3 separate regions of the Homo sapiens genome follow, and all the other regions are linked to region 3. Evidence: read pairs that join two places in POLR2A ChIA-PET (ENCODE). Cell type or tissue: HepG2. All regions are shown on one strand. Each heading gives the region's core, and the rest is flanking DNA. Links, peaks and the distances in the headings are about the cores only. Region 1 overlaps LATS2 (large tumor suppressor kinase 2). Region 2 overlaps LATS2 (large tumor suppressor kinase 2). Region 3 has its middle 36 kb from the start of SAP18.

Region 1 (9,637 bases), core at 2,889-7,888, 62 kb after region 3:
GTAACAAGTAAAACATAATTGCATTATGAAATGATTCATGAAAGCCAGTGTTTTATTACAATCTGTCATCTTAAAAATTACAGTTGCATGAAGCGGAAATAAGCTAAGTATTTTTGGTACCTTGGAAAAGTAGTAAGATTTCATGCTCAAAGCACATCAGAATGGCCTGAGCACTTCTGGTTTCTTAGAAATAACCTAATTACATACTCCTGGTGTTGCAGTCATAGGAAAAGGCTAACAGTGTTATTTGTTATTTCCAAAACCACTCTCAATCCTCTTGTAGTTTATTACCATAGACCTTAAATAGAGAATTTACATTTCTCAGAGGAGATGTTTGTGAAATGAATCCTGCTGTTTTATAGAGGGCTTCCTTGATAATTTGGGCCATACTGGGATTAACTTGTATATAGTGAGGATTGTTATGTCGAGCTGCTTTGATAAAGCACAGGGTTGTGAGTAATGTGGTGCAGAGTGTTTCAGCAGTGAAGCTGACAGCAAAGGCACAGACATTCTTATTGTGAAAGCATGAAGTTAAATATGCTGCCAAGCATTATCCCTTGACGTACAGAACCCAGCAGTTTTGAAAGTAGGGAAGGAGCAGTCCTGGGGAAATCTGGAGTAAGATTGCAGAGAAACTTTCAGGCCAACAGCAGAGCTTAAAATCTTCTCCTGTAAATCACTTGCAGACAAAGGAGGCAAACCAAGCCCCTGTGTTCTTTGCGGTTGTGTTTCAGCTGTGAGAAAAAGAAACAAGTCAAGCAAATAATCCCAAATACAGGTGGGATCTTATTAGGGTAAAATCCATTAGTGATAATTATAGTGCAAGAAGTAATAAAGCCAGTGCTGTTTCCAATACAGAAACACAAATACACTAAAAGTAAGGATCATGACACCGATGAAGTTTCCATCAACATTTAATTTATGTTAATTGCTAGCAGAAAGGCCTCCATTTACCATATTTAATGCCCTTGAAATAATTCATTCAGTTTGGTGTGTGGTGTTACTTTATAACTTAAAACAGCTGTGCCTCCACCTTTCCCCTCCAACTCACACTTTTCTTGGCCTAGATAAAAAATGTATTTGCGTTCAGAAAATTCAGGTAGGAAAGTCATTATGTGAACCCAAATAATAAGAGAAAAAGATAACCGTACCTTTAGAGTTGTATGCATCAGTTTGTTAAAAAGATGATTTGAATTCAGTATAATAGAGTTCTTTTTTTTTTTTAGACGGTGTCTTGCTCTGTTGCCCAGGCTGGAGTGTGGTGGCGTCATCTTGGCTCACTGCAACCTGGGCTCCTGGGTTCAAGTGATTCTCCTGCCTCAGCTTCCCATGTAGCTGCGATTACAGGCACGCAACACCACGCCTGGCTAATTTTTGTATTTTTAGCAGAGACGGGGTTTCACTATGTTGGCTAGGCTGGTCTCAAACTCCTGACCTCAAGTGATCTGCCTGCTTCGTTCGGCCTCCCAAGGTGCTGGGATTACAGGCGTGCGTCACCACGTCTGGCCGAGAGTTCTTATTGTTGCAGCTTTACCCCTTTCACTCCTACTGTTTTTTGTTTTTTGGTTTTTTTTTTGAGACGGAGTCTCGCTCTGTGGCCCAGGCTGGAGTGCAGTGGCGCAATCTCGGCTCACTGCAACTTCTGCCTCCCAGGTTCAAGCAATTCTCCTGCCTCAGCCTCCTGAGTAGCTGGGATTACAGGCACCCACCACCACGCCCGGCTAATTTTTTGTATTTTTAGTAGAGACGGGTTTCGTGTTAGCCAGGATGGACTCAATCTCCTGACCTTGTGATCCGCCCTCTTAGGCCTCCCAAAGTGCTGGGATTACAGGCGTGAGTTACCATGCCCAGCCACTCCTACTGTTTTGTCTGTTTAAGAGGGTTTTGCTCTGTTGTACAGTCTGGAGTGTGGTGGTGAGGTCAATGCTCACTGCAGCCTCGACCTTCCAGGCTCAAGCAATCCTCCTACCTCAGCCTCTGAAGTAGCTGGGACTACAGGCGTGCCACCACGTCTGGCCAGTTTTCAAAATTTTTTCTAGAGATGGCATCTCACTATGTTACCCAGGCTGGACTGGAACTTCCAGACTCAAGCGGCCTTAACCTCCAAAAGTGCTGGAATTATAAGTTCAAGCCACCACACCCAGCCTTAACTTTTAATTAAAGTAAAATTTACTTTAAAAGTGCACAATTTCTAAGCACACAGCATAGTGAATTTTTGCATATTAAACCCACCCATGTAACTAGCATGTTTGGGTATATTTTTAATTAAAATACTTTAAAATGGAAATTTCTGGAAAAAGTAAAAGACTCAAGGGTATTTTCTGTGTAAGGATATAATGTGTATGTCAAATGATATGTTTATTAGTCTTTTGCACATAAATTACTGAAAACTTACAAAAATTCCTGTAGAAAAAAACTAGGCCACTAGATTAATATTTCTTATGGGAGGAGCTGCTCTTTAAATATAGATTTAAGGAATTGGAAAGGTAAGTTTTTTGGTTATGAGTATCATATTTTGAGCATTGGATAGTTATTGGCATAAGTGATCATTTAAGTTTGCATTTAAATATGCAAAATATTTCTGTTCTGCGGAAGCCTGGGACTTGTTTTCTCTCTGGTTGCAGTGGGTTATAGGGGGAACATCTGCATGGTGTGGGTAGGTGGGGGTGTCGTCAGCTCACTGCACTCACTGTTCTTAATTATAGCACTCAGGATGGTGCCTATGAGTCCTGTGAGGGTGAGGTTCCAATTCAGTAACTCCCAGGGGAGGCCCATGGCCCCCTGGACCCCTTAGAATAGCAAAGCACTTTATCACATGGTGTCCCCTCTAGGAAGACTTATGTGAGAACTTTGTTTGGATGCGAGTGCTAGGAAAGGGTTCTGCTTTCCTTGAGAAACTGGCATGGGCTTTTTCTCTGTGGATGACCTGTATCCTGCCTGTCCACCCTCCCTCTGATCTGCTGAGGGGTGCCCAGTCTGTGGCTCAGCATTGATACATTTTCCTGGTCCTGAATATTGTGTCAGCTGTAATTTCCTAATCCTGATTAATCCAGTTCTTTCCCCCCACTTTATCATGTTTAAGTGATTTAAAACTTTAATGGAATGAGGTTAGGGAAGAAATGTAAACAAACAAACTGATAAACTGATTATATTAGATCAAATAAGGAAGGGCATAAAGAAGACAGCCAGTGGTCAGGATGTGCACTGAGAGGCAGCCTTCCTGAGAACAGTGTCCACACCAGCTGCTCAGTGAATCAGGGGCCATCTGCTTAATAAGAAAAGGGAGTGGGCCAGGCGCGGTGGCTCACACCTGTAATCCCAGCACTTTGGGAGGCCAAGGCGGGCAGATCATGAGGTCAGGAGGTCGAGACCATCCTGGCTAACATGGTGAAACCCTGTCTGTACTAAAAATACAAAAAATTAGCCGGGCATGGTGGCGGGCGCCTGTAGTCCCAGCTACTCTGGAGGCTGAGGCAGGAGAATGGTGTGAACCCAGGAGGCGGAGCTTGCAGTGAGCCCAGATCGTGCCACTGTACTCCAGCCTGGGCGACAGAGCGAGACTCTGCCTCAGAAAAAAAAAAAGGTGAACACATGCCTCAAGGGGGAAGTAGAATGTGATTGTTCTCTCAGTTTAATGTCTCTCTGGGCCTAATAATTTAAAAGGACTCAGATTCCTCAGATAAGAATTCTTTTCTCATTTCCATCCTCATAGGGGTTGCTTCTCCTTTCCCTCATGTCTGTGGGGCATGGAGTTTATCAGGGTCCCTCTCCCCTCCTCTCATTCCCTGGGCATCCATACATGGCTGCCCCCCACGTCCCTGGCAGCTGGCCAGCCTGACTCCCACCTTGGCTCTGCTGCAGCTCCTGGGGCCTCCCAGACCCTGGTCTTATCCTCCCCACATGCTCCCCTCTACAGAGGAGCTCTCTGCAGTGTCTCAGCCACACAGCATGGCCTCCCAGACAGCTCTTCCCGCTTGCTTACTTTGGGTCTCTCTGACATATGATTTCGTTGGTTGGAAGTATCACCACCTATCTGGATTCTAGTAGCTTCTGTGATTCCACTCAGATTCCTTTTTACACAGGCTCTTCCTGGTTCTTCCACCTGGATCGAGCTGTTCCTATTCAAACTTCCACAGCAAAGACATTTCTTTCTTTTTCTTTTTCTTTCTTTTTTTTTTTTTTTGAGACAAGGTCTGTCGCCGAGGCTGTAGTGCAGTGGCGCAATCTCGGCTCACTGTAGCCTTGACCTGGGCTCAAGCAATTCTCCGCCTCAACCTCCAAAGTAACTGAGACCACAGGCGCACATCACCATGTCTGGCTAATTTTTCTATTTTTTGTAGAGACGGGGTTTCACCATGTTGCCCACGGTGGTCTTGAACTCCTAGTCTGAAGCGATACGCCTGCCTCAGCCTCCCAAAGTACTGGGATTACTGGCGTGGGCCACCATGCCTGGTCAGAAATTTCTTTCTTTCTTTTTTTTTTTTTTGAGATGGAGTTTCGCTCTTATTGCCCAGGCTGGAATACAATGGAGCTATCTCGGCTTACTGCAACCTCTGCCTTCCGGATTCAAGTGATTCTCCTGCCTCAGCCTCCCAAGTAGCTGGGATTACAGGCATGCGCCACCACGCCCAGCTAATTTTGTATTTTTAGTAGAGATGGGATTTCACTATGTTGGTCAGGTTGGTCTCGAACTCCTGACCTCAGGGGATCCACTCACCCTCAGCTTCCTAAAGTGCTGGGATTACAGGTGTGAGCTGCCTTGCCTGGCCTCAGAAATTTATTTCTAACCCCAAGGATGCTCCATGCATTGGGCATTGTGTTGGCAGATTGTCATGTTCCCGTCTTGCTCTCCCTGTCTTAGGCAGTGTCTCTGGAGGCCTGGATCTTGGGAGTTTATCCCTCTGTGCCCACAAGGCCTCCCATGTTGCAGAGCATGTGCTCAATCAGTGCTTGCTCACCAGTGAAAGTTCTGTGTACTAGTCCAGCCAAAACCCTCACCTCAGTTGTCAGACACTGGAAAAGATGCTAACCAGAAATGCAGATCTCCTCGGGATATTTATTTGGCTTAATTCTAACAATATGCATCACCAAAAAAGCTATAGAGAAATGGTAACACTAATCTCCTAGCCCTTTGTCTTGGTGACAAGATCCTGCCACAGGATTCTTCATTGTACTAAAGATATTTTGCTAATGAAAAAGATAAAAGGAATTTAGATAACATGTACATTTCCTCTTTCTCACTTCCTCTTGAAAGGGAACCACCGTTTGGTGTTACTGAACACGCGTGCTGAAATATTAATAAGAGGAGAAGGAAGAAAGAAACACTTAAGTTTAGGAATGTCGGTCATGTAACAGGAAATTGTATTACAATGGCTTTTGGGTGTAGCAGTTCCTTGCCTTTTCCCCTTTTTTTTTCTTAGTGGCTTTCAAATTAAATTTGGCTCTTCCAGAAGGCACACCACATACCTTTTTAATGTAGGAATTTAAATTACTTTGACAAGACACAAGCAAAGCATACCCCTCTGTGTCATAATCCCCTCTCCCCTTAAGCCTTGCTCCTAGTTTTTGTTTTTGTTTTCTTGAGATGGAATCTCACTCTGTGCCTAGGCTGGAGTGCAGTGGGGTGATCTCAGCTCATTACAACCTCCGCCTCGCGGGTTCAAGCAATGCGCCATGCCTCAGCCTCCCGAGGAGCTGGGATTACAGGCATGCACCACCACGCCCGGCTAATTTTTTTGTATTTTTAATAGAGACGGGGTTTCTCCATGATGGTCAGGCTGGTCTAGAACTCCTGACCTCAGGTGATCCGCCCGCCTCGGCCACCTGGTAAGACTGCTGTTAACATGTTGGTATAAAACTGCACAACTTTTTTCTAATTACAAAAATAGATAAAGCTTTGCACAGTGGCAGTGTCATAGCCAATGAAGTTTGTCCAAGGTGCGATTATTGCTAATTGGAAACTTTCCAATACCCCACCATAACAACTTGAAATGTAGTCAGCACTGGCGATTTTTGACAGTCTCTACAGAGACTGAAAAGAAAGAGAGAGATAAAATAGGTGGGGTGCAGTGACTCACACCTGTAATCTCAACAGTCTGGTCGGCTGAGGCAGGAGGATTGCTTGAGCTTATAAGTTCAAGGCCAGCCTGGGCAACAGCAAGACCCTGTCTATTTTTTTAAATTAAAAAAAAAAGATGGAATTATATATTAAACTATATAATACATATACCACACACACACTTTTTGTGTAACAGAATTGAGGTCCTGTAGCCCATCAGATCACCCCAGTCAGTTCTCCTCGGAAGCACCTCATGCACTGGCCTCTCCTGCCCCCGGTACAGGCTCCACCTTTGCTCCTGGGATCTTGGTGGCTCCTGGTTGCCCCTTCTGCGTCTTTCTCCGGCCTTCCCTGCACAGTACCCTCCTCAGTCTGATTTGTTTTGTTTCGGTTTTTGAGACAGGGTCTTGCTTTGTCACCCAGACTGGAGTGTGGTGGCATGATCATGGCTTACTGCAGCCTCGACCTCCTGGGCTCAAGCGGTCCACCCAGGTAGCTGGGACTACAAACGTGGGCCACCGTGTCTAGCCCCCCTCATTCTGAAAAGGGAAGATTCTGTCATTTCCCTTCTGGAAACCTTTTCTCTGGCCTCAGGATGGTGCCTGGGAGTTGGCGGACAGGACCCACCTGTAGCTGCAGGATCCCAGCTGCTGGCAGGCCCACCCTGGCCCTACCCGCCCTGGTCCTGACCACCCTGGCCCTGCCCACTCTGCCTGTCTCTCAGGCTGCCCAGTGCTGGCCCTGCTGCGGGACCAGGCCCACTTCTCCCTCAGGGCTCATCTTTGGGTCTGTGATTCAGAAAAGCCTTTTCTGAGCCTCCAGTCAAAATTAGGTCCCTCGTTCTCTCCCGTGACACCATAATTTTCTCCCCCAGTGTTTATCAGAATCTGCTGTTAAGTAGTTTGTGCGTCTCCCTTTGTAGATTTTAAGGCCTGTGAGACAGTGGCTTTGTTCTAGTCGCCACTTTCTAAGACCCAGAACTGTGCAAGCTCTCAAAAACACCTAACAGAGAAGCACAGAGACAAGCATTACGTCATAAACATTTTCATTCCATTGAATAGTCTTTTAAAATATGATTTTTAAAATTATTATGATTTTTGAGATGGAGTCTTGCTGTGTTGCCCAGGCTGGAATGCAATGGCATGATCTGGCTTACTGCAACCTCCCCCTCTGGGGTTCAAGCGATTCTCCCCCGTCAGCCTCCTGAGTAGCTGGAATTACAGGCACCCACCGTCATGCCTGGCTAATTTTTGTATTTTTGTAGAGATGGGGTTTCACCATGTTGGCCAGGCTGGTCTAGAACTCCTGACCTCAGGTGATCCACATGCCTTGGCCTCCCGGAGTGCTGAGATTACAGGCCTGAGCCGCCACACCCGGTCCTAAAATATGATTTTTAACATTTGCATTGTATTCCATTGTTCAAATAGATGTCCCATAATTTATTGTAAAGAGCTGGTCATGAACATTCTTCTACACACCTTCTTATGGATATTACTGACTTCCTTAGAATACATTTTAGGAATGGAATTACTAGCGTAAATGTTGAGAGCATTTTTACCATTCTTATTTGTATTGCCAAGTGGGTTTTTAAAAATCATTCAATTGAATTTATACTTCCAACCCTGCTAACGATGAATATTATCACTACTACTACTAAAAACTAGAAGCAACTGTCAGTTTAATAGTTGGCTTTTTTGTTGTTGTTTTTTGTTGTTGTTGTTGTTGTTTTGAGACGGAGTTTTGCTCTGTCGCCCAGGCTGGAGTGCAGTGGTGCCATCTTGGCTCACTGTAACCTCCGTGTCCCAGGTTCAAGCAATTCTCCTGCTTCAGCCTCTTGAGTAGCTGGGATTACAGGCACGCGCCACCATGCCGGGCTAATTTTTGTATTTTTAGTAGAGACGGGGTTTCACCATGTTGGTGAGTCTGGTCTTGAACTCCTGACCTCGTGATCTGCCCACCTCGGCCTCCCAAAGTGCTGGGATTACAGGCGTGAGCCACCGCAAGGGCTGGGCTTTGTGTTCTTAATTGCAGTAATGGATGTGTGTGATAATAGAAAGTGGTAATAGTTCTCCACTTTTAAGTACTAGAAAGCTCTCATTTTGGCGGTGAGTAGGGAGGCTCTTATTAAGTGCCTGAGACTGGACCCACTTTCCTGTTAAAATGGGCTTTTGGCCAGGCACAGTGGCTCACACCTGTAATCCCAGCCCTTTGGGAGGTTGAGGTGGTTGGATCTTGTCAGGTCAGGAGTTTGATAATAGCCTGGCCAACATGATGAAACCCTGTCTCTACTAAAAATACAAAAATTAAGCCAGGTGCGGTGGCTCACGCCTGTAATCCCAGCACTTCGGGAGGCTGAGGGGGGTGGATCATCCGAGGTCGGGTGTTCGAGACCACTCTGGCCAACATGGTGAAACCCGTCTATTAAAAATACAAAAATTATCCAGGTGTGGTGTCACACGCTTGTAGTCCCAGCTACTCAGGAGGCTGAGGCACGAGAATCACTTGAACCTGGGAAGCAGAGGTTGCAGTGAGCCAAGATCGTGCCACTGCACTCCAGCCTGGGCGACAGAGCAAGACTCTGTTCCCCGAAAAAAGGGGAAGGGGGCTTTTGAGGAAATGCCTTTTCTCTGCTCCCTGAATGACTTACCTTTGTGAGTGGCGCAGGTCCTAGGTGGGCTCTAGGAATCACTGGCTACTTGCGTGCTGTGGTGTTGGTCCCTGCAGCCCTTTGGGAGCTGGGTCCCTCCACTGCGAGCAACCTGCTCTTCTATCCCAGTGTGCAGTACAGATATTAGCATTTTTTATGTGGGCTATAATGTGAAAAATATTGGAGATCATAAATATTGTTCACTTAATGCCTGTTGTGTCACACCAAACGTTTACTGCTGAGATTATTTGCTGTCATGTGGTTGTAGAGATCTAGGCGGGAACTCATGTACAGTCTAGATTGATGGTTTTTGTTGCCTGGAACCCCAATTTTGCCTGGCTTGATGGATGGGGCCCTGGGAGAGGGGCTCCGAGTTCTGGGTCTCCAGTCTGCATGCAATTCTGTGTGGGGGCTTCATTTAAACTGTTTCTGTCATTGCCAAACCATTTGTGGATGTAAATAGAGAAAACCAACAAGGATGTAAATAGGGGAAAAACCAACAAGGAAATAGAATGTTTTATGGCATTTAACAATGCTCTCTTTTAGAACTATTTTTACTAGGGTTATGATGAATTTCAAAATTAAAAAAAAAATGCCACATCCATTATCATAGTCACTACCCAGCTTCTCTTTATTTTGGCCTTAAAATTTACTTGCCAGAAATTCATAGCTCTTGAATTAAAGCCACATTCATCATGCAATTTTTTATATATTAGGTTTTACTCGTTTTAGATTTCTTTTCTTGCTTTTTTGTTTTGTTTTGGTTTTGTTTGGTTTGTTCTTGTCAATAGAGATGGAGTCTTGCTATGTTTCTCGGGCTGGTCTGAAACTCCTGGCCTCAAGTGATCCTCCCGCCCTGGCCTACCAAAGTGTTGGGATTACAGGCATGAACCACTGTGCTCAGCCCCATCTTAGATATATTTTGTAGTAGT
Region 2 (10,796 bases), core at 2,249-7,248, 73 kb after region 3:
AGGTCACAGTAGAAAGAGAAACCAAGTCAGCAGGGACTCAGCTGACTCCTCCTTTCAGGATTTCCTTGGTAGTTTCCAAATTCTTTCCTCTACACCAGGAGCGTGTGTTCTCTCGCCCCTCTACCCCCTATTCTCTCCCATCCTCCCTGTTTCTCTTTCTTTCTCAACCAGGTCTGGTCTAACAAAGGTTCCTAGCTTACATTGTCTTTGGCTCTAGGCTCCACTTCCAGTCTTTCTGTTAATGAGTACTTTCTCCGGTGGCCTGCTATTTTTTTTTTTTCTCTTAAGTGTCTTTGCTGCTAACACCCTGCTCTACTATACCTGGATTCTCCCTGACCCAGTAATTCCCCGGGTGGACTTTTCCTGAATGGCAAGTGTCTTGGTAGCCACTGTCTTCACCATCCTCTTCCAATCTGATCTCCACTTATTTCTTGTACCGGCCCAGCCTTCCTGTTCTCATTGGGTCTGCCCTCTGCACCTCCCCTGCCACCAGGCTATGAGGTTTTCTCCCACACTGGGTTCGCTCATGCTGTCGCCCCCTGAAGTGCATTCCCCAGCCAGCCGTGGTCCACCCTTCGAGTCCCACTTCCACGACCCATCCTTGTGGCCTTCTACGGCCATTCATCCCAGTGCCCGCTAAGTTCTTTCTTTTCTGAATTCCCATTTGTGTCGGTACCATCCAGGGAACCATGGTAGGCCTCTCAGGGTCTTAGGGATTATTTAGGGGTGTCCAATCTTTTCCCTGGGCCACATTAGAAGAAGAATTGTCTTGGACCACACATAAAATGCACTAATACTAATGATAGCTGATGGGCTTAAAAAAGAACGAAAAAAAAAGGCTGGGTGCAGTGGCTCACCCCTATAATCCCAGCACTTTGGGAGGCTGAGGTGGGCGATTGCTTGAGGCCAGGAGTTCCAGACCAGCCTGGCCAACATGGCGAAAACCCGTCTCTACTAAAAATACAAAAATTAGCCAGACGTGGTGGTGGGCGCCATAATCCCAGCTACTCAGGAGGCTCAGGCAGGAGAATTGCTTGAACCCGGGGGAGGCAGAGGTTGCAGTGAGCCAAGATCGCGCCATTGCACTCCAGCCTGGGTGACAGAGCGAGACTCTGTCTCAAAAAATAAAATAAAAAGTGGTAAGCCATAAGAACAGAGTAGAAATCAGTTTGTATGTGAATTTAGTCAAATTGCAGCACATAGCTCTTACCTATAAAACAGAGTACCTAACCCATTAGAATGCAGTGTTGCTGCAACGTATTATCAACAGTATTGTTTTTATCCATCATTACTGCACATGGTAAGAAAACGGAAAGTGAAACCCTTAGGAACTAAGGCAGTCAATAGCACCAGGAGGAACCAGATGTTGGCTTTACCAGACAGCACATTTAAACAGCTATCATGAAATGGTTAAAATGACAAATTTTGTTAGTTTTTTAAACAATTTTTAAAAAGCTATTACAAATATATTCAGACAATGAAAGGGAAATGTGTCAGAATTAAGAGAAAATACAGGGTTAGTGATGCACAGACAGAAAATTTTTTTTTAGTCGAGGTCTTGCTCTGTCACCCAGGCCGGAGTGCAGTGGGTGCCATCACAGCTCACTGCAGCCTTCCCGGGCTCAAGCAATCCTCCCATCTCAGCTTCTGAAGTGGCTGTGACTACAGGCACACTTCGCCACGCTCAGCTCACTTTTTAACTTTTTTATAGAGACAGGGTCTCACTATTTTGCCCAGGCTGGTCTCGAACTCCTAGGCTCAAGTGATCCCATGCTCCCCCTCCCCAACTTCCCAAAGTGCTGGAATTACAGGCATGAGCCACCACACCCAGCCCCAGACAGGAAATCTTTACAGAGAAATGGAAACTACAAAAATGGAAACTCTAAACTGAAAAGCAAAATAGGTGAAAAAATTTTTATTGGCTACATGGTCTCAACATAACATTAGGTACGGCAGTAGAAAGAACCAGTAAACTGAAATATAAATTAGTAGAAATTACCCAATCCAAAAATCATAGAAAAAAATTGAACAGAAATCTCAGTGACTTGTGGGATGATATGAGGTTGTCCAGTATATGTGAAATTGAAATCCAAGAATAGAAAGGAAATACCTAAACATTTGACACAGTAATAGCTAAAAACTTCTCAAATGTGGTGAAAAGCATTCATGTACAGATCTAAGAAGCTTAATAAACCAAGAGCAGGATGAACACAGAGGAAACAACTCCTAGGCCTATCATATTTAAGCTAATGAAAGCCAAAGATAAAGACAAAATCTTGAAAGCACCCAGAGAAAAATGATGTTACATACAGAAGAAAGATAAGATTAAAAGCTGACTTCTCATTAGACAGTATAAATGCTGCATATATTGAAATGACACAAAGTGCTGAAGAAAAAAATACACCGAGAATTTTATATCTAGCAAACTGTCTTTCTGAAATGAAAGTGTCGTAAAGACATTTCCGGGGGAACAAAAATCTGAGAAAATTTGTTACCAGGGGACCTGTATTAAAAGAAATATTAAAGGGGTGGGTGTATGGGGGGAAAAATGCTAAAGGATATACAGGAAGGAATGAAGAGCACTAGAAACAGTAGATATCAATAAGTATAAAATACTAATTTATTTTTTATTTTCTTTCTTGTAATCTCTTTAAAAGACATCAATATTTAAAGTAAAAACAATACTTTATTGATAGGTTTATCATACCTATAGATCTGATATACAACACTATGAGTTGGGGGAGTTAAATGGAAATATATTATTGTAGAGTTCTTTTTCTTTTTTTTTTTCTTTTTTTTTTTTTTTTTTTTGAGACGGAGTCTCTCACTCTTGTCGCCCAGGCTGGAGTGCAGTGGTGTGATCTCAGCTCGCTGCAAGCTCCGCTTCCCAGGTTCACGCCATTCTCCTGCCTCAGCCTGCCGAGTAGCTGGGACTACAGGCGCCCGCCACCACGGCTGGCTAATTTTGTGCATTTTTAGTAGAGACGGGGTTTCACCGTGTTGGCCAGGATGGTCTCGATCTCCTGACCTCGTGATCCACCCGTGTCGGCCTCCCAAAGTGCTGGGATTACAGGTGTGAGCCACCACGCCCGGCCAGCAGAGTTCCTTTTCTAGTGTAACTCAAAATTAACATTTAAGTAGATTGTTGATATAGTTTGGATATTTGTCCCCACCCAAATTTCATGTTGAAATGTAATCCCCAGTGTTGGAGATAGGGTGTAGGGCATGGTGGGAGATGATTAGACCATGGGGGTGGATTTCTTTTTTCCTTTTTTTTTTTGAAGTAGAGTCTAGCTCTTTTGCCAGGCTGGGGTGCAGTGACTCAATCTCAGCTCAGTCCAACCTCCCCCTCCCAGGTTCAAGCAATTCTCCTGAGTCAGCCTCCTGAGTAGCTGGGATTACAGGTGCATGCCACCATGCCCTGCTAAGTTTTGTATTTTTAGTAGAGACAGGGTTTCACCATGTTGGCCAGGCTGGTCTTGAACCCCTGACCTCAGATGACCTGCCTGCCATCTCCTGACCTCATGATCCACCCACCCTGGCTTCCCAAAGTGCTGGGATTACAGGCGTGAGCCACTACGCCCATCCCCAATATCTTTTTTTTTCTTTTTTGAGACAGAGTGTCGCTCTGTTGCCCAGGCCACAGTGCAGTGGTGCAATCTTGGCCCACTGCAACCTCTGCCTCCCGGGTTCAAGTGATTCTCCTGCCTCAGCTTTCCGAGTAGCTGGGACTACAGGTGTGCACCACCACACCCGGCTAATTTTTGTATTTTTAGTAGCAATGGGGTTTCACCATATTGGCCAGGCTGGTCTCGAACTCCTGACCTCGTGATACGCCTGCCTTGGCCTCCCAAAGTCCTGGGATTACAGGCATGAGCCACCGCACCCGACATTCCAATATCTTTTATAAATGCAATATAAATCCAAACATCCTTACCAAAATATTAGTAAATGGCATTTGGTAAGAAGATGATACATCAGGATCAACTGGGATATATCCCAGATATACAAGGTTAAACATTAGAAAATCAATATAATTAATCATATCAACAAAATAAAGAATAAAACCATTTCATCATCTCAATAGATAGAGTAAGCATTTCAGAAAAATCCACCAGCCATTTGTACCAAAAGCTATCACCAAACTAGGAATAAAAGGCAACTTCCTCAACTTGCTGAGGGGTACCTCTGTAAAATCCACAGGTAACATCAACATGTAATGGTGAAAAACCAAATAACTTGCCTCTAAGATTAGTAATACAGTGTGATGTCCTCTTTCATCTTCTGTTGGAGGTCCTAGCTAGTGCAGTAAGGAAAGAAAAAAGAAATAAAAGTACACAGATTGGAAAAGAAGTATAACAATTTGCATTTGACATGATCCTTTTTATAGAACACCTTAAGGAATCTATTTTTAAAAGTTACCAGAACTAATAATTTCCTCTAATAATTTAGCATGGTCACAGGATACAAGGTCAGTATGCAAAAATCAGTAGTTTTTTTGTGAACTAGCAATGAACACTTGAAAGTTGAAATTTGGCCGGGTACGGTGGCTCACACCTGTAATCTCAGTACTCTGGGAGGCCAAGGCGGGTGGATCACAAGGTCAAGAGATCGAGATCATCCTGGCCAACATGGTGAAATCCCGTCTCTACTAAAATACAAAAATTAGCAGGGCGTGGTGGTGCATGCCTGTAATCCCAGCTAATTGGGAGGTTGAGGCAGGAGAATTGCTTGAACCCGGGAGGCGGAGGTTGCGGTGAGTCAAGATCGCGCTACTGCACTCCAGCCTGGTGACAGAACGAGACTCCAGAAAATTGAAATTTAAGATGCAGTTTCATTTACAGTAGTATTTAGAAATACAAAATACTTAGGGATAAATTTAACAAAATATGTGCAAGATCTGTACACTTAAAACTGCAAAGCATTGCTGATCACATTAAATATCAAAATAAATTACTGGGTATATACCCAAAGGACTATAAATCATGCTGCTATAAAGACACATGCACACATATGTTTATTGCGGCACTATTCACAATAGCAAAGACTTGGAACCAACCCAAATGTCCAACAATGATAGACTGGATTAAGAAAATGTGGCACATATACACCATGGAATACTATGCAGCCATAAAAAATGATGAGTTCATGTCCTTTGTAAGGACATGGATGAAATTGGAAATCATCATTCTCAGGAAACTATCGCAAGGACAAAAAACCAAACACCGCATGTTCTCACTCATAGATGGGAATTGAACAATGAGAACACATGGACACAGGAAGGAGAACATCACACTCTGGGGACTGTTGTGGGGTGGGGGAAGGGGGAGGGATAGCATTAGGAGATATACCTAATGCTAAATGACGAGTTAATGGGTGCAGCACACCAGCATGGCACATGTATACATATGTAACTAACCGGCACATTGTGCACATGTACCCTAAAACTTAAAAGTATAATAATAATAAAAAATAAAAAATTAATAAATAAATAAATGGAGAGAGTATGTTCACAGATCAGAAGACTCAATACTGTTAAGACGGCAGTTCTCACAGTTATCTGTGGATCCAGCAGAATCCAAATACAATCTCAGCAGGTTTATTTATTTTTTTTAATTGAAATTGACAAGCTGATTGTGAATTCATATGGCACTGCAAAGTACCTAGAATAGCAAAAGCAATGTTTTAAAAAAGAACACAGGTAGAGTCCTTAAACTACCTTACTTTCAAAACTGCTAGACCTGACTTTGGACCAGACTATTGTGGGTAGTCTCTAAAGCTAAGCAAGACAGTGTGGCATTGGCATAAGACTAGATAGACAGGTAGTGGAACAGAGTACAAAAATAGACCCACACTTACATGGGACTTACTACAATTGATTTTCAACACAAGTACCATGAAAATTCAATGAGGAAAAGGGCGGAGGTTGAGGGTTTTTGTTTGTTTTTTCAGCAAATGGTGCTGAGACAATTGGATAGTCTGATGAGTCAAAATTAACATTTACTCTGACCTCACACCATTCACAAAAATTAAGTCAAAATGGATTGTAGAACTAAATATAAAACAGCTAAAAACTTTGGGGAAAAAAGCATAGGATAAAATCTTGCAACCTTGAGAAAGGCAAAGATCTCTTAGATCCAACACAAAATTCATGGGACGTAAAAGGAAAACTGGTAGATTGGATGTTTACAAAATGAAAAGTCTTTACTCTTTAGAGGACATTAAAACAACAAAACTCAATCCACAGAATGAGAAAAAATATTACTGATACATATATCTGACAATGGACTCACATTTGGAATATATAAAGAACTAGAATTCAATAATAAAAAGGCAAACCTTTAAAAATGGGCAAAAGATTTGAGTAGACACTTCACAAAAATATAGAGGAATGTCAAATAAGCACATGAAAAGATAAGCAACATCATTCATCATCAGAGAAATGCAAATTAAAACCACAATGAGATACTACTATATACTCATTAGAAAGGCTAAAGTATAAAGGTCTGATAATACTAAGTAGTGGTGAGAATGTACAGCAATTGGAATTTTCTTAAAATTCACATAGAATTGTAAAGCAGTTTATTTACTAATGTTTTTTAAATTAAAAATTGACATGAGGTTTTGCTATGTTACCTAGGCTGGTCTCCATCTCCTGGGCTCAAACAATCCTCTTGCCTCTGTCTTCCAAAGTGCTGGGATTATAGGCATGAGCTATGGTGCCAGGGCAAAACAATTTAAGTCAAACATACCTACCGTATGTCTCAGTCATTCCTCTCCTATATATCTACTTAAGAGAAATGAAAACATGTCTACAAAAAGACTTGTACACAAATATTTATAGTAGTTTTATTTGTAATAGCAAAAAACTAAACAACCCCAGTGTCCATCAACAGTTGAATGGATGAATTTTGGCACATCCCTACAATAGAATGCTACCAACCAAAACAAAGAAACCCGAGGGACCACTTATACAACAGCATCAATGGGCTTCAAAATCATGCTGCACGAAAGATGCTGAACACAAAAAGTACATACTGCACAGTTTTATTTATTTAGTAGTTTAGAGAATGGTTAACTCATAGTGACAAAAAGTGGATAATTAGTTACTTAGGGTGGGGTGGAGGGAGGGAGTACTATAAAGGGGCACTAAGAAAATTTGGGGATTGATGGAAATATTCTGTATCTTTGGTGTGATGGTGATTTTACTGGTGTATACATCTTTCATACTTGAACGGTCCAGTTACAGTGGATGCAAATAATTCGTTTCCTTCTCTTCTTTCTTATGCCTAGAGGAGGGTGGGGCATCCGATGGGTATTCCAGGGATTGGTGTTGATTTCATGGGCAGCCCTCTTTATGGCCAGTGCTTTCAGAGGTGGCTTAAAGATGGTCAGGCTAGGTCTTGGGTGGAGAGTCTCTTGCAAAACATCAGGCAAAATCAAGGCCAAAACCAGGCTGTACTTTAAACAAACCTTATAACAGGGGTCCCTAATCTAGTCCTAGTCAGAGAGTCACGGTTGGTGAAAAAATCAACCCAGACGTACAGGGCCGTATGGCCATCAGTAGCATCTCCACAGCTCTGCTTTTTTCTAGCCTGGAACACTGAGGGGTCACAGCAATAATTTCACTTCCTCCTCCGTGCAGAGGACAGGAGACCTCACCATGTATGAACCAGCTGACCAGCATACATTTAGTATGTCCAAATAATGTTGTGAGCAGTGTCAGGCAAGATCTGAACCTGTCTGGGTCAATGAGTGCAGACCTAATGACGATGAGACAGAGTTTCATAGCATACTACCTCACGTGTCATGAAGAGGAATAAAACCTAAGTGATCCATCCTGCATGACACCAAAAGGTAGAGTTATTGAATAAGCTGGTACTGTTCCTTTCAAGAAACCCTCCACAGGTCTTCCAGAAAATGATCCCATGTCCGTGTCCGACCCCCTCAGGTGCCAACCAGAAACTCTTCCTCACTCATGACCATAATTTTTTTTTTTTTTTTTTTTTGGAGACGGAGTCTCACTCTTGTCGCCCAGGCTGGAGTGCAGTGGCATGATCTTGGCTCATTGCAACCTCTGCCTCCCGGGTTCAAGCGATTCTCCTGCCTCAGCCTCCCTAGTAGCTGGGATTATAGGTGCTTGCCACCATACCCGTCTAATTTTTGTATTTTTTTTTTTTTTTTTAGTAGAGACGGGGTTTCGCCATGTTGGCCAAGCTGGTCTCGAGCTCCTGACCTCAGGTGAGCCACCGCACCTGGCCCCGTGACCATAAATTATACCTCATTAAAGGTGTCTTACAGACTTCATGGGAGTAGCAAGTAGTAGATCAGCCATAAAGGAATACTGATTATAATTGATAGTAACCTGTTAAATATATAAAAATCAATGAATCAAAAAACAAAACCAGGCAAAAAGTTATGGGGGAAGCCTGGTCTGCAGGGCTGTACATAAATGTGCGTGTCTCTGGGCCTGGCTGAGCCTGTGGGGACAGCCCCAGGCCATGCGTGGCTTTGGAGGCCTTGAGATGGGGCTCATCTCAATTGAGGTGTGCAGTGAGTATAGGATACACACCCGATTTGGAAGACATAGTGCAAAAAAGAGAATATAAAATGTCAGTATTTCTAACATTGCTTACTTGTTGAAATGTTAATATTTGGATGTATTGGGTTGAAATATACATCTTTTAACATCAGTACTTTTTTTTTTTTTTTTAATGTGGGTATAAGACAATGGAAAATTCCACATGTGGCTCGAGTTACATTTCTGTGGGACAGCACGGTGCTGGTCAGTGATGACCGTCAAAGTGAGATGTCATCCGTGAGGCGCTATGCAGGAAGAGCTCCCGCAGGGCCATACTCAACTTTTAGATATGCCCTGGCGAGAACCGCCACTGAACCCCACTGAAAGTCCAGCCAACCTAAAAAGGGTTAACTTTTATATTATTTATTATCATTTATTATTATTATCATTCAGAGTCTCACTCTGTCGCCCAGGCTGGGGTACAGTGGCGCGATCTCGGCTCACTGCAACCTCCGCCTCCCAGGTTCAAACAATTCTCCTGCCTCAGTCTCCTCAGTAGTTGGGATTACCAGGCATGTGCTACCACACCCAGCTAATTTTTTTTTATTTTTAGTAGAGATGGGTTTCACCATGTTGGCCAGGCTGGTCTTGAACTCCTGACCTCAAGTGATCCCTCCCCCTCAGCCTCCCAAAGTGTCTGGATTACAAGTGTGAGCCACTATGCCCGGCCCATTCCTGTTATTTTTCAAGCTGTTTTTTCTTTTTCTTTTTTTTTTTTTTTTTTTTTTGCACAGCGAGACACTTTAACCTTTCTGGGGAAGGTCTGTAAACTCCCTGGGGGGCCCTTCCCGAGGATGCCTGCTTGTTTTCCAAAGCCCCCTGAGTTGTGTTTTGTTTTGTTTTTTCTTGAGAGGGAGTTTCACTCTTGTTGCCCAGGCTGGAGTGCAATGGTGCGATCTCGTCTCCCTGCTACCTCTGCCTCCTGGGTTCAAGCGATTCTCCTGCCTCAGCCTCCTGAATAGCTGAAATTATAGGCATGCGCCACCATGCCCAGCTAATTTTGTATTTTTAGTAGAGACGGGGTTTCTCCAGGTTGGTCAGGCTGGTCTTGAATTCCCGACCTCAGGTGATCCACGCGGCTCAGCCTCCCAAAGTGCTGGAATTACAGGCGTCAGCCACTGCGCCCGGCCGAGGTTTGTTTTTTTTTTTTTTTTTTTTTTTTTTTTTTTTTTTTTAAAGCCAGTCATAGAAAATGTGTCATTTGGTGGACCTCCCTCCCATCCTTTTGAAATCCTAAGACCTTGCTGTGTTATTGACCATCAATCTCAGACACTGTCTGGGCTCTCCGGCAGCGTGGAGAGTCCTGGCCCCGCCTCGAGAACAGAGGCCAAGGACGGGAAGTGCAGGGGTCCGTGTACTTGCAGTTGGGTTCTATTCTACCCACACGGTGTCTTACAAGTTTTTTAAAAATGTCTTTCCAACTTTTAAGAACCAAGAGCTTTCACACTGAAAATTGGGCCTGGAGAGGGGGCGAGCGCCTGTGGTCCCAGTGTGTCAGGAGACTGAGGCAGGAGGATGGGACGTAGTGAGACCCTATCTCTAAAAAGAAAAAAAAAAAGGAATTAAGAAAATTGGGTTTTTAGCATTCCTAGAAATGTAGAAGCCCTGAGCTGCGTCTCCTGTGTGGGAGCTGGTCCCACTCCCCGGCCTTCGGAGCCCTCGGAGCCCGGAGCCCTCGATGCAGCGCTATGGATGCCGGGAGCGATCTTTGGAAAGGAGTCCCCGGCTCGAGCGACACTGCCCCCCTGGGGCTCTGCAGGTGCATGCAGTGGGATTGCTGGGCTGGACTAGAGGGTGAGGGTGGCTTCCCCCACACCCCCTTTCCTGGCTAATCAGAGAAAATCAAAACACCCTTGCCCAAGCGTCCAGCTGGAGAGTGAAGAAGGGGAGTCTATTGCTTATTTGTATATGATGAAGATTATAGATGTGTTCTAGGAAACATGATTATTTCCTTTAAAGCAGGAAATAATCTGCAAAATCCCTTTATGAACATAATGAGGATCTTTTATTCTCTCGCAGGGTGGATAGCTCTGTTTATACCCACTCCAGTATTATAAAAACACATAAATCCCCACTCTCATATCTAAATTGGCCTTGTGTGTGTTTGCTTCATAGTCCTCATCTCTCTCCCCCTTCAGTATTACATTTCTGTGGCTCAGGCAGTAAACGCGGGATTCCTAAAAGCACTCTGACAATAAACAAAAAGCTTTCCTCT
Region 3 (10,376 bases), core at 5,377-10,376:
TGGGGGAGGGGAACACCAGGGCAGCTTCATGGAATAAATGATTCTACATCGAGACTTAAAGGATAAATAGAGATTGCTGGGGGAAGGTGTGCAGGGCTGGCCTTCAGACAGAGTTGAATATATGTGCAAAGGACAGAGGATGGAATGCTTAGGGGGCTGGCTACAGAGGAGAGTTGGGGTTGGCGAGTGAGCAGGAGCCAGTTATAAAGAACATAGGAAGTCCCAGTAAGAAAGTTGTATGTTATCCCGAGGGCACCGGGAAGCACTTGAGGGATTTATCTATCATCTATTTTTTAAAGTTTCCTGGTTTATTACTTAAACCTACAATGAAACTGCCAATGAAAATTGTAAGATATAAACTAACTGTAAAAACGTGGGCCAGGCGCAGTGGCTCACGCCTGTAATCCCAGCACTTTGGGAGGCCAAGACGGGCAGATCACCTGAGGTCAGGAGTTCAAGACCAGCCTGACCAACATGGTGAAACCCCCATCTCTACTAAAAATACAAAATTAGCTGGGCGTGGTGGCACATGCCTGTAATCCCAGCTACTGGGGAGGCTAAGGCAGGAGAATCAGTTGAACCCAGGAGGCAGAGGTTGCAGTGAGCTGAGATCGCGCCACTGCACTCCAGCCTGGCCAACAAGAGTGAAACTCCATCTCAAAATAAATAAATACATAAAAATTTGCTATATCAAACACCATCAGTTTTTTTGTTTGTTTTGTTTTCTCCTTTTTTTTTTTGCAGAGATAGAGTGTCTCACTATGTTGCCGGGGCTGGTCTTGCACTCCTTGCTGAGCTCAAGCAATCCTCCCATCTCGGCCTACCAAATTGCAGTGAGCCACATGCCCAGCCAACAGCCACTTTGGAAGACAGTTGATGGTTTCTTAGAAAACTAAACATACTGTTACTATACAATCCAGCATTTGTGCTTCTTTGTATTTACCAAAATAAATTGAAAACTTATGTCCACACAAAAACCTGCACATGGAATACAGCAGCTTTATTCACAACTGCCAAAACTTGGAAGCAACCAAGATGTCCTTCTGTAGGTGAATGGATAAACTGTGGTTCATCCAGACAATGGGATGTTATTCAGTGTTAGAATGAACTGAGCTATTAAACCATAAAAAACATGGAGGAACCTCAAATGTATATTGTTAAGTGAAAGCAGCCAATCTGCAAAGGCAACATACTGTATGATTCCAACTCTGACAACCTGGAAAAGCCAAAACTATGAATCACACAGAAAAGGTCTGTAAAAAATACACAAGAAAGAGGAATCTGAGTCCCATCAACAAGGATGGAGAAAGGAGGCGAAGCTTTACCTTCTTCCCCTCTGTATTATTTGAGTTGCTTTTTACAATGGGCATGTAATATCTTTTTCCTGTTTTAATTAAAATTAAATTAAAATTACATTTGTAAGCTGATTTATTGCTTACAACATATTGTGGACATATGCATTTGTAATGGGAGCAGGGTATTTCATCCCAAGGATGTACCAAAAATATTAACTTAGACTCCATTTGATTTGTCTCTAATTTTAAAAATTTCAAATAAGGTGGGAGAAGTATTCTTTTTTTTTTTTTTGAGACAGAGTCTCGCTCTTTCGTCCAGGCTGGAATGAAGTGGTGTGATCTTGGCTCACTGCAACCTTTGTCCCCCTGGGTTCAAGTGATCCTCCTGCCTCAGCCTCCCAAGTAGCTGGGATTACAGGCATGCACCACCGTGCCTGGCTAATTTTTGTATTTTTAGTAGAGACAGGGTTTCACCATGTTGGCCAGGCTGGTCTCGAACTCCTGACCTCAGATGATACACACACCTAGGCCTCCCAGAGTGCTGGGATTACAGGTGTGAGCCACCATGCCCAGCCTGAGAAGTATTCTTTTACATAATCTCTGCATACTGAAACCTTGGTTCTTATCATGGACATTTTCAAATATATGCAAGAATAGAGAGAATAGTACTATGACCCCACAGGTATCTCATCAGGCTTCAACAAGTATCAAGTAGCGGTATGTCCTGGTTCATTTCTACCCCACCTACTTTCCCAATCCCAGATTATTTTGAAGAAATCCCAGAAATAATATACTTTTATCCATAAATATTTCAGTGTCACTAAAAGATAGGATTCTTCTAAAAACATAACCAAAATACCATTATTATACATAATTTTTTAAAACATTAATCCCTTGAGATTACCAAATTGGAAATCAGTGTTTAAATGTCCAATTGTCTCATAAAACTTTTTTAGTACATTTTTTTTTCTAATCAGGATCCAAATAAGAGCCCTATGAGTCCTGGTTGATAAGCTTCTTAATTAGTTTTTTTGTAGCAGCTTGATTGACGTATCATTTCTATTCCATAAAAGTCACCCAACTTAATTTTCTTTTAATCCATAAATTCGCCCTCTCTCTCTTTTTTTCCTCGCAAATTTTCAGATGAAGAAGCCAGGTTGTCTGTCCTGTGGAGTTTTTCGGCTCCTGGACTTTACCAACGGCAGCCTCACTTCAATGCTCACTTGGCAAGTTCCCTATATTTCCCAGAAATTGATTGAGATGCTGCGTCAGATTTAAATTTAAAACTTTTACAAAAACACTTCACCAGTGGTGGTGTGCACTTCCACACAGAACATCTGCTCGGTTTTGTGTGCTTTGTGTGTGTGTGCCATTGGGTAGATCTCACACAAGGGCGGCACGTGGTGGTACTCTCATTTTTCTGTTCTTCATTAATCAGCTGGATTACTTTGTAAATAGGAGCTGCCCCTCTGTCAGCTCTCTGATTACCCAGTAGTACAGTTCATATTGGAAGCACAGAATAAATACTTAACTGCTTTCCTTTTATTTGCTGGTTTTCAAAATTAAACGTTGGTTCCTAGCATTCTTCAAGGGTGAGCAACAAAGTTGTGGTCATCATTGTTTTTAGTCTCTTTTTGAATTCACAGATTTAGAAATTTTCAAATGTTTCCTTAGCCAGTGGCACTTTCAACTCCAGCCAGGGACTCACTGACATGGGCCTGTCAGTGTCTGATGGCTTCCCTGCCGCTTGGCACAAGGAGTTGTTCCAGGCTCATTTACACCCACTCACTCTGAACCCCAATGTGTCACAGACAAAAGAAGGCAGAGGGAAACTAATAAATAAAATTAAAAAAAAAAAAACCACAGCAGCTTAACTGGAAAAAGCACTGGAGCAGGAGTCAGAATTTCTAGGTTTAAGTTCTGACTCTCTAACCTGTTAAGTATTTCATTTTAGATAATTGGTAAACTCTCTTCCTTTTTACTTTTTTCCCATTTGTACTGTTCCAACAGCAGAAACAACACAGCAGTAATAATGATGACACCAGCCACAGTGGGGTTTTGTTGTTGTTGTTGTTGTTTTGTTTGTTTGAGACACAGCGTCTTGCTCTGTCGCCCAGGCTGGAGTGCAATGGCGTGATCTCAGCTCACTGCAACCTCTGCCTCCCGGGTTCAAGTGATTTTCCTGCCTCAGCCTCCTGAGTAGCTGGGATTACAGGCGTGTGCCACCACGCCCGGCTAATTTTTATATTTTTAGTAGAAACAGGGTTTCACCATGTTGGCCAGGCTAGTCTTGAACTCCTGACCTCAAGTGATTCGATTGTCTCGGCCTCCCAAAGTGCTGGGATTACAGGCATGAGCCACTGTGCCCGGCCCCAAATCTCCTTTTTTTTTTTTTTTTTTTTTTTGAGACAGAGTCTCGCTCTGTCCCCCAGGCTAGGTGCAGTGGCCGCGATCTCAGCTCACTGCAAGCCCCGCCTCCCGGGTTCATGCCATTCTCCTGCCTCAGCCTCCCGAGCAGCTGGGACTACAGGCGCCCGCCACCACGCCCGGCTAACTTTTTATTTTTAGTAGAGACAGGGTTTCACCGTGTTAGCCAGGATAGTCTGGATCTCCTGACCTCGTGATCCGTCCGCCTTGGCCTCCCAAAGTTCTGGGATTACAGGCGTGAGCCACTGCGCCCCGCCCAAATCTCCTTTTTAAACTATATTGGCTAGTGCCAGTGAAAATAAGACTGGTGAAGATGGATTTCTGGACATAGCACTAGAAAGCATGTAGGGAAACAGGCACACCCACAGAGTGCCGTGTGGAGGGCAAATCAGCATGACCTTCCGGAAGGTCACTAGACAACTGTAGCAAACTTTAAAAATGTACATTCTGGGCCGGGCGCTGTGGTTCATGCCTGCATCCTCTCTCTTCCTCGCACTTAAGCTACCTGGTGTGTTTGTGGATTGACTGTACTCTGTTGCCTGACTCCTCAAAGCCGAGGCCTCTGTTTGCTGCACCGCCCCTCCCTGGCCTCCAGCGCGGCACCTGCTCCATCAGAGATTTGCTGAATGGGCAAATGAGTGCACAGAGGAGTAAGTCTCTTGGTGGTAGCACCGGTGATTTTCCTTTTCTTCCTTCTAGAAGGAAGTGTGTGCTCCAGTGTGAATGTTTGTGTGACCCCAGCCCCATTCACGTGTTGAAATCCTAACCCTCAGTGTGATGGTAGCAGGAGGTGGGGCCTGTGGAAGGTGATTAGGTCATGAGGGTGGAGCCTCCATGAATAGGATTTGTGCCCTTATAAAAGAAGCCCCAAAGGGCCACAGCTTGCGAGTCGCGGCGGCAGGGTCGAGTGGGTGGCGGCAGCTGACAGGCACTCCTCTCCCGATGGCAGTGGCTGGTGCCCAGCGAGGCGGGCAGCCACCAGCTCGCGTTCCCGCGCCCCAGCTCGCGCTCCCGCGTCCCAGCCCGCGAGGCGCCAGGGCTGCGCCAGGGCATGGAAGAGGGGCTAATGGACGCGAATTAATGAGGGTACCTACCACACGTGCAGCGCTGTGTCTCGCTGAGTTTTCTGAAGTTTCCTCCAAATAGGAAGAAGACCTCGGAAGAGATATTTCAGCACCTGCAGAACATAGTGGACTTTGGCAAAAATGTCATGGAGTTTTTGGGGGAGAACTATGTTCATTGTGGGGAAGTTGTTCAGCCACCTTTAGAGTTTGTGAAACAGCTTCGTTTAAAGATACAATCTGGGCCGGGCGCGGTGGCTCACGCCTGTAATCCCAGCATTTTGGGAGGCTGAGGTGGGCGGATCACGAGGTCAGGAGTTCGAGAACAGCCTGGCCAATATGGTGAAACCCCCGCCTGTACTAAAAATATAAAAGTTAGCCGGGCGTGGTGGTGTGTGCCTGTAGTCCCAGCTACTCGGGAGGCTGAGGCAGAAGAATCGCTTGAACCCGGGAGGCAGAGATTGCAGTGAGCCGAGATTGCGCCACTGCACTCCAGCCTGGGCGACACAATGAGACTCCATCTCAAAAAAAATTAAAAAATAAAAATAAAATAAAGATACAATCTGAAAGACCAGAGTCTCACTGTGACAAGGACCTGGACACTCTCAGTGGTTACAGTATGTGCCTTCTCCATTTAACCAGACTTCAGACCTACCACTTTTCAGAGCACCATCGGCCGATTCTGTGTGTAGAGATTAAGCCAAAACGTGGGTTTATTCCTTTCTCGAGTGATGTCACGCATGACTGTCGTTACTGTGACAGACCTTTTTTTTTGGAAACCGAGTTTCGTTCTTGTTGCCCAGGTTGGAGTGCAGGCTGGAGTGCAATGGCATAATCTCGGCTCACTGCAAGCTCCGCCTCCCCAGTTCAAGCCATTCTTCTGCCTCAGCCTCCCAAGTAGCTGGGATTACAGGCACCTGCCACCACGCCCAGGTAATTTTTGTATTTTTAGTAGAGATGGGGTTTCACCATGTTGGCCAGGCTGGTCTCGAACTCCTGACCTCAAGTGATCCGCCCTCCTCGGCCTCAAGGTGCAGCAGTACTGCATCACCATGACTGCCAAGGACTGCTCCATCATGATTGCACTCTCTCCGTGTCTGCAGGATGCCAGATCTGATCAAAGGCCTGTCATCCCTTCATCAAGGCCCAGGGTTGCTTTCTCCATGTCTGTGGTGGACCTTGACCTCAAGCCCTACGAGAGCATTCCCTATCAGTATAAACTGGATGGCAAGATCATCAACTACTATTCAAAGACTGTACGTGCCAAAGACAATACCATGATGTCGACTCGGTTCAAGGAAAGTGAAGATTGCACATTAGTTCTCCACAAGATCTAACTTTTTCCCTGCAGTGTCTTTGAAACTTGAACATAGAATGTGAAGGTTGAATGATAGAGCTATTTTCTGTTGGGTTGGGTGACCTTTGGTTGTGAATGTTTTTGCTTTTAACCCCTGTTGAGGTGGGATTGCCTCTTGGAGACATGCATTTGAAGAGCACTAGAAACATCTTCCTGGAAAAGAAATGTAGGACATGAGTGCTGTGTCCCAGGAAGCTGCTCTCATTCTTAAAATGGAAGTGTCCGTTAAGCCCTGGGAAGACCTTCTGGGTAGTTCTTCCTTCCCAACCAGTGCTCGTCTCTGATTATCTAATGCGAAAAGCCTTATTCTAAGACCTAAGGTTTGATCTGCTACCACCAGACTCTTAACATAGAAAACTTGACTTGTCACATACATTTTACAGTTTGGACTTTTAAGAAAACATGGATACTACTGGAACTTTCCCCAGCTGAGTTACATGGTCACTTTTTCAGTGCAAGCCACATATCAACACAGGTTTTTAGGTGGTACCTTGCTGCAGAGCATGACCTCACAGTCATGCAGATGCCAGTTCTGAGCAATGTAGACTCAGGGTCCCTGTGGAGGTGCTGAAGCCCACAGCTCCAGGTGGGGCAGCAGGGAGTGCGAGACTCAGGTCAGGATGGACACCACTCATGCGAGCATTGACCAATTTTTTTGCTTTACGATTTTATCTTTCACATGAGGGGGAGATGAGGTGTTCTTTCCCACTGGAAATTGCTGCTGTAGAAGCTGGAGGTGGAGCTGTGACTGGCTGAGCTGCTGTGTCCGGGCAGGACAGTGTGCCCTGACAGCTCACTGCTTTCCTGACACTCCGGTGTTTGGGGTGGTTGAGGAGCTAGTTTTCTCTTCCTCCCAGACCAAGTTCCTCCCTCAGGTTTGCCTTGAAACAAGTTGCGTTTTTGGGCCCCATGGCCTCTCCCTGTCAGGCTGCCACAGGCCCTGCTTCCGGAAGGTGAACAGCTCCTGTCTGCTGCCGAGAGGTTTCTCGTTGGGGTCACCAAAGTGTGCCCGGCTGCTATGAAAAACGTTGGGAAACTTGGTTTCAGTTTTTTACTCTAGGCTAGGTTGTACAGACTGATTATTTATATCATCGTTTTGAGGGACTAGTGGAGGCTTATTGTAACATATAATATTAGTGAAACCATGGAATTATATGAAAATGATACATGAGAAATAAGGAAGCTATTTTGCTGACTGTAAATTTGGGGGGGGGGATATTTTGTGATAACTTGAGAATTATACTTGTTTGAATAAATAAAAAAAAAAAGAGGCCCCCAGAGACCCTCACTTCTTTGGCCATGTGAGGACACAGTGAGGAGAGGGCTGTCTAGGAACCAAGAAGTGGACCCTCACCAGGCATGGAATCTGCCAACCAATGCCTTGCTCTTGGACTTCCCAGCCTCCAGTAATGCCAGAAATAATTTTCTTGTGTTTATTTTGTTATAACAACCAAATGGACAAACACATACTTTCCTTCATTTTCCGAAATGTTTTACAATGATTATATATTGCCATTATAATAATTTTTTCAAGACAGAATAAAGGTACTGTTTGCCTGGGCTGCGAGAACAAAGTGCCATTGTACACGAGGTAGCTTAAACAACGTTTACTTCCCCCACAGTTCTGGAGGCTGGAAGTCCAAGATCAAAGTATGGGCAGGGTTGACTCCTGCGGCTGGGAGGGGAATCCGTTCTAGGCTTCTCCCCCAGCTTCTGGTGGTTGCTGGTAACCTTCGGTGTTGCTCAGCTTGTACAAACATCACCCTGTCTCTGCCTATCTTTGTCCAGATAGCCTCTTTTTTTTTTTTTTTTTTTTTTTTTGTTGTTGTTGTTGTTTGAGTCAGAGTCTCACTCTGTTGCCCAGGCTGGAGTGCAGTGGGGTGATCTCGGCTCACCGCAACCTCCACCCCGGGGCTCAAGCAATTCTCGTGTCTCAGCCTGCCAAGTGCGCCACCATGCCTGGCTAATTTTTTTGTATTTTTAATAGAGATGGAGTTTCACCATGTTGGTCAGGCTGGTCTCGAACTCCTGACCTCAGGTGATCTGCCTGCCTCGGCCTCCCACAGTGCTGGGATTACAGGTGTGAGCCACCGTGCCCGGCCCAAATATCCCCTTCTTATAAGGACACCAGTCATATTGGATTAACCTCATTTTTTCTTGATTACCTCTGCAAAGACCCCATTTCCAAAAGAGGTCACATTCTGAACTTACTGGACGTTAGAACTCCAACCTTTCTGGGAACACAGTTGAATCTCTAACAAAGATATTTCCTTAAATTGAGAAAAAATGATAGATTTCTGACATTTAATTGTCAGAAATGTGTGGAATTTTAACCCGTGCATGAAAATAAGACATTTCCCTGGAAACATGAACAAGTTTTCTTAAGACTGATGCTTTCACTAATGTCTAAAGCTGTCTGAGAAGATTTGGGTCACAAATTCAGGACAGCATGACAGGAAAGCACATCTTTTCAGAAGACGCTTTTCCATTTGCTTTAATTCTCCACCACTGAAGCATCCCGTGCCTGCGGGATGGGCCTCGCTTTCTCTGAGAAGAGCTGAGCCAGGTCACCACCAGAAGGGCCCTCCTGTGCCGTGGGGGCATCAAGGTGTCCAGGAAGCTGGGAGTCCTCAGCAGTCAGTACTTGTCCCTGCACCGCAGCGAGGAGAGGCTTGCTCTGGAAGAGCTACTTGACCTTATTAATGCTTTCCCAGCTAGGGCTGCTGGGAAAACTTTTCTTTTTTCCCTTAGAAGATGCTTTCATTTTCAAGAAAATGTCCTTAATATTACATATATACAGACACAGGCACACATGCCGGTATCTATCTTGAAGTTATCAATACATGCATATTATCTATTTATTTATTTTTTAGAGATGGAGTCTTCCTCTGTCACCCAGGCTGGAGTGCAGTGCCACAATCACGACACACTGTGGCTTCCAACTCCGGGGCTCAAGATCCTCCCACCTCAGCCTCCCAAGTAGCTGGGACTACTGGCACGCACCACCACGCTGGGCTTATTTTTTATTTTTATTTTTTAGACACGCGGTCTTACTTTGTTGCCAGGCTGGTCTCAAACTCTTGGCCTCAAGCAGTTCTCCCACCTCAGCCTCTCAAAGAGTTGGGTTTACAGGTATGAGCCACCGCTCGGCCTTAAATGTATAATTTTATATAATAAATAACATACATATATAACCTTTTCTACAAATATAGAATGAAACTAACTTTTGGTAATCTCCTTTTTAAAAAACTTTTCTTTTCTTTTCTTTTTTTTTGAAACGGAGTTTCGTTTTGCTGCCCAGGCTAGAGTGCAGGCAGGAGTGCAATGGCATAATCTCGGCTCACTGCAAGCTCTGCCTCCCCAGTTCAAGCCATTCTCCTGCCTCAACCTCCCAAGTAGCTGGGATTACAGGTGCCTGCCACCATGCCCAGGTAATTTTTGTATTTTTAGTAGAGATGGGGTTTCACCATGTTGGCCAGACTGGTCTTCAACTCCTGACCTCAAGTGATCTGCCCTCCTCAGCCTCCCAAAGTGCTGGGATTACAGGTGTGATTAAAAAAACTTTTCATTAGAGTATAACATACTACAAAAATAAAAATAAAAAATAAACATAATAACCTCCTTTTTACACAATATATAAAAAACATTTTGGGGGTTTTGTTTGTGTGTGTGTTTGTTTGTTTGTTTCTTTTGTTTTGTTTCAGACAGGGTCTCACTCTCACCCAGGCTGGAGTACAGTGGCACGATCTCAGCTCACTGCAACCTCCGCCTCCCACCTCAGCCTCCGGAGTAGCTGGTACCACAGGCATGCACCACCACGCCGGACTAATTTTTTGTATCTTTAGTAGAGACGGGTTTCACCATGTTGCCCAGTCTGGTATCGAACTCCTGAGCTCAAGCAATCTGCCCAACTTGGCCTCCCAAAGTGCTGGGATTACAGGCGTAAGCCACCGCACCCCTCCTAACAAGCATATTGACATGTCATTAAATCTGCTATAGCATGATGTTTTATAATTCTGTAGTATTCCACTTTGTGCACATACCACCTCTCTAGGCTTCTTCAATTGCCTAAGGTCAAACAACTTTCTGAACAGCCGCCATGAATTTCATTTCATCAGCTGGACCTGTGGCTGAAGGTCCCGTATCTTCTTCCACACCAGTGTATCCAAATTTGTGGTTCTTAGGACTACCTGTATCAGGATCACCTGGAACTCTAAACAAGCATGTAGATTTTTG

Evidence for each region. ChIA-PET counts read pairs that join two places held together with the same protein. Peaks named below come from ENCODE experiments on the same cell type or tissue, not always from the same donor. Only the 100,000 strongest peaks of a DNase experiment are listed, where the experiment ranks them.
Region 1: POLR2A ChIA-PET joins it to region 3 with 5 read pairs; 2 of 35 experiments call an interaction of 5 or more read pairs at or near these places.
Region 2: POLR2A ChIA-PET joins it to region 3 with 5 read pairs; 2 of 35 experiments call an interaction of 5 or more read pairs at or near these places.

What each region holds. Positions count from the first base shown.
Region 1 is chr13:21,034,923-21,044,559 of GRCh38, reverse strand. The region is part of intron 2 of LATS2 (large tumor suppressor kinase 2); the gene reads left to right. It also overlaps the pseudogene RNU4-9P. Among named protein-coding and RNA genes, the nearest start is that of LATS2, 22 kb to the left of the region's middle. RefSeq lists enhancers at 6,168-7,156, 8,248-9,072. In HepG2, for the core only: no CTCF peak of the experiment used is centred there; no DNase peak of the experiment used is centred there.
Region 2 is chr13:21,022,607-21,033,402 of GRCh38, reverse strand. The region is part of intron 2 of LATS2 (large tumor suppressor kinase 2); the gene reads left to right. Among named protein-coding and RNA genes, the nearest start is that of LATS2, 34 kb to the left of the region's middle. In HepG2, for the core only: no CTCF peak of the experiment used is centred there; no DNase peak of the experiment used is centred there.
Region 3 is chr13:21,098,741-21,109,116 of GRCh38, reverse strand. It overlaps the pseudogene IPPKP1. Among named protein-coding and RNA genes, the nearest start is that of SAP18, 36 kb to the left of the region's middle. RefSeq lists a silencer at 6,904-7,071. In HepG2, for the core only: no CTCF peak of the experiment used is centred there; DNase peaks (open chromatin) are centred at 5,926, 6,856 and 7,806; H3K4me3 peaks cover 826 bases.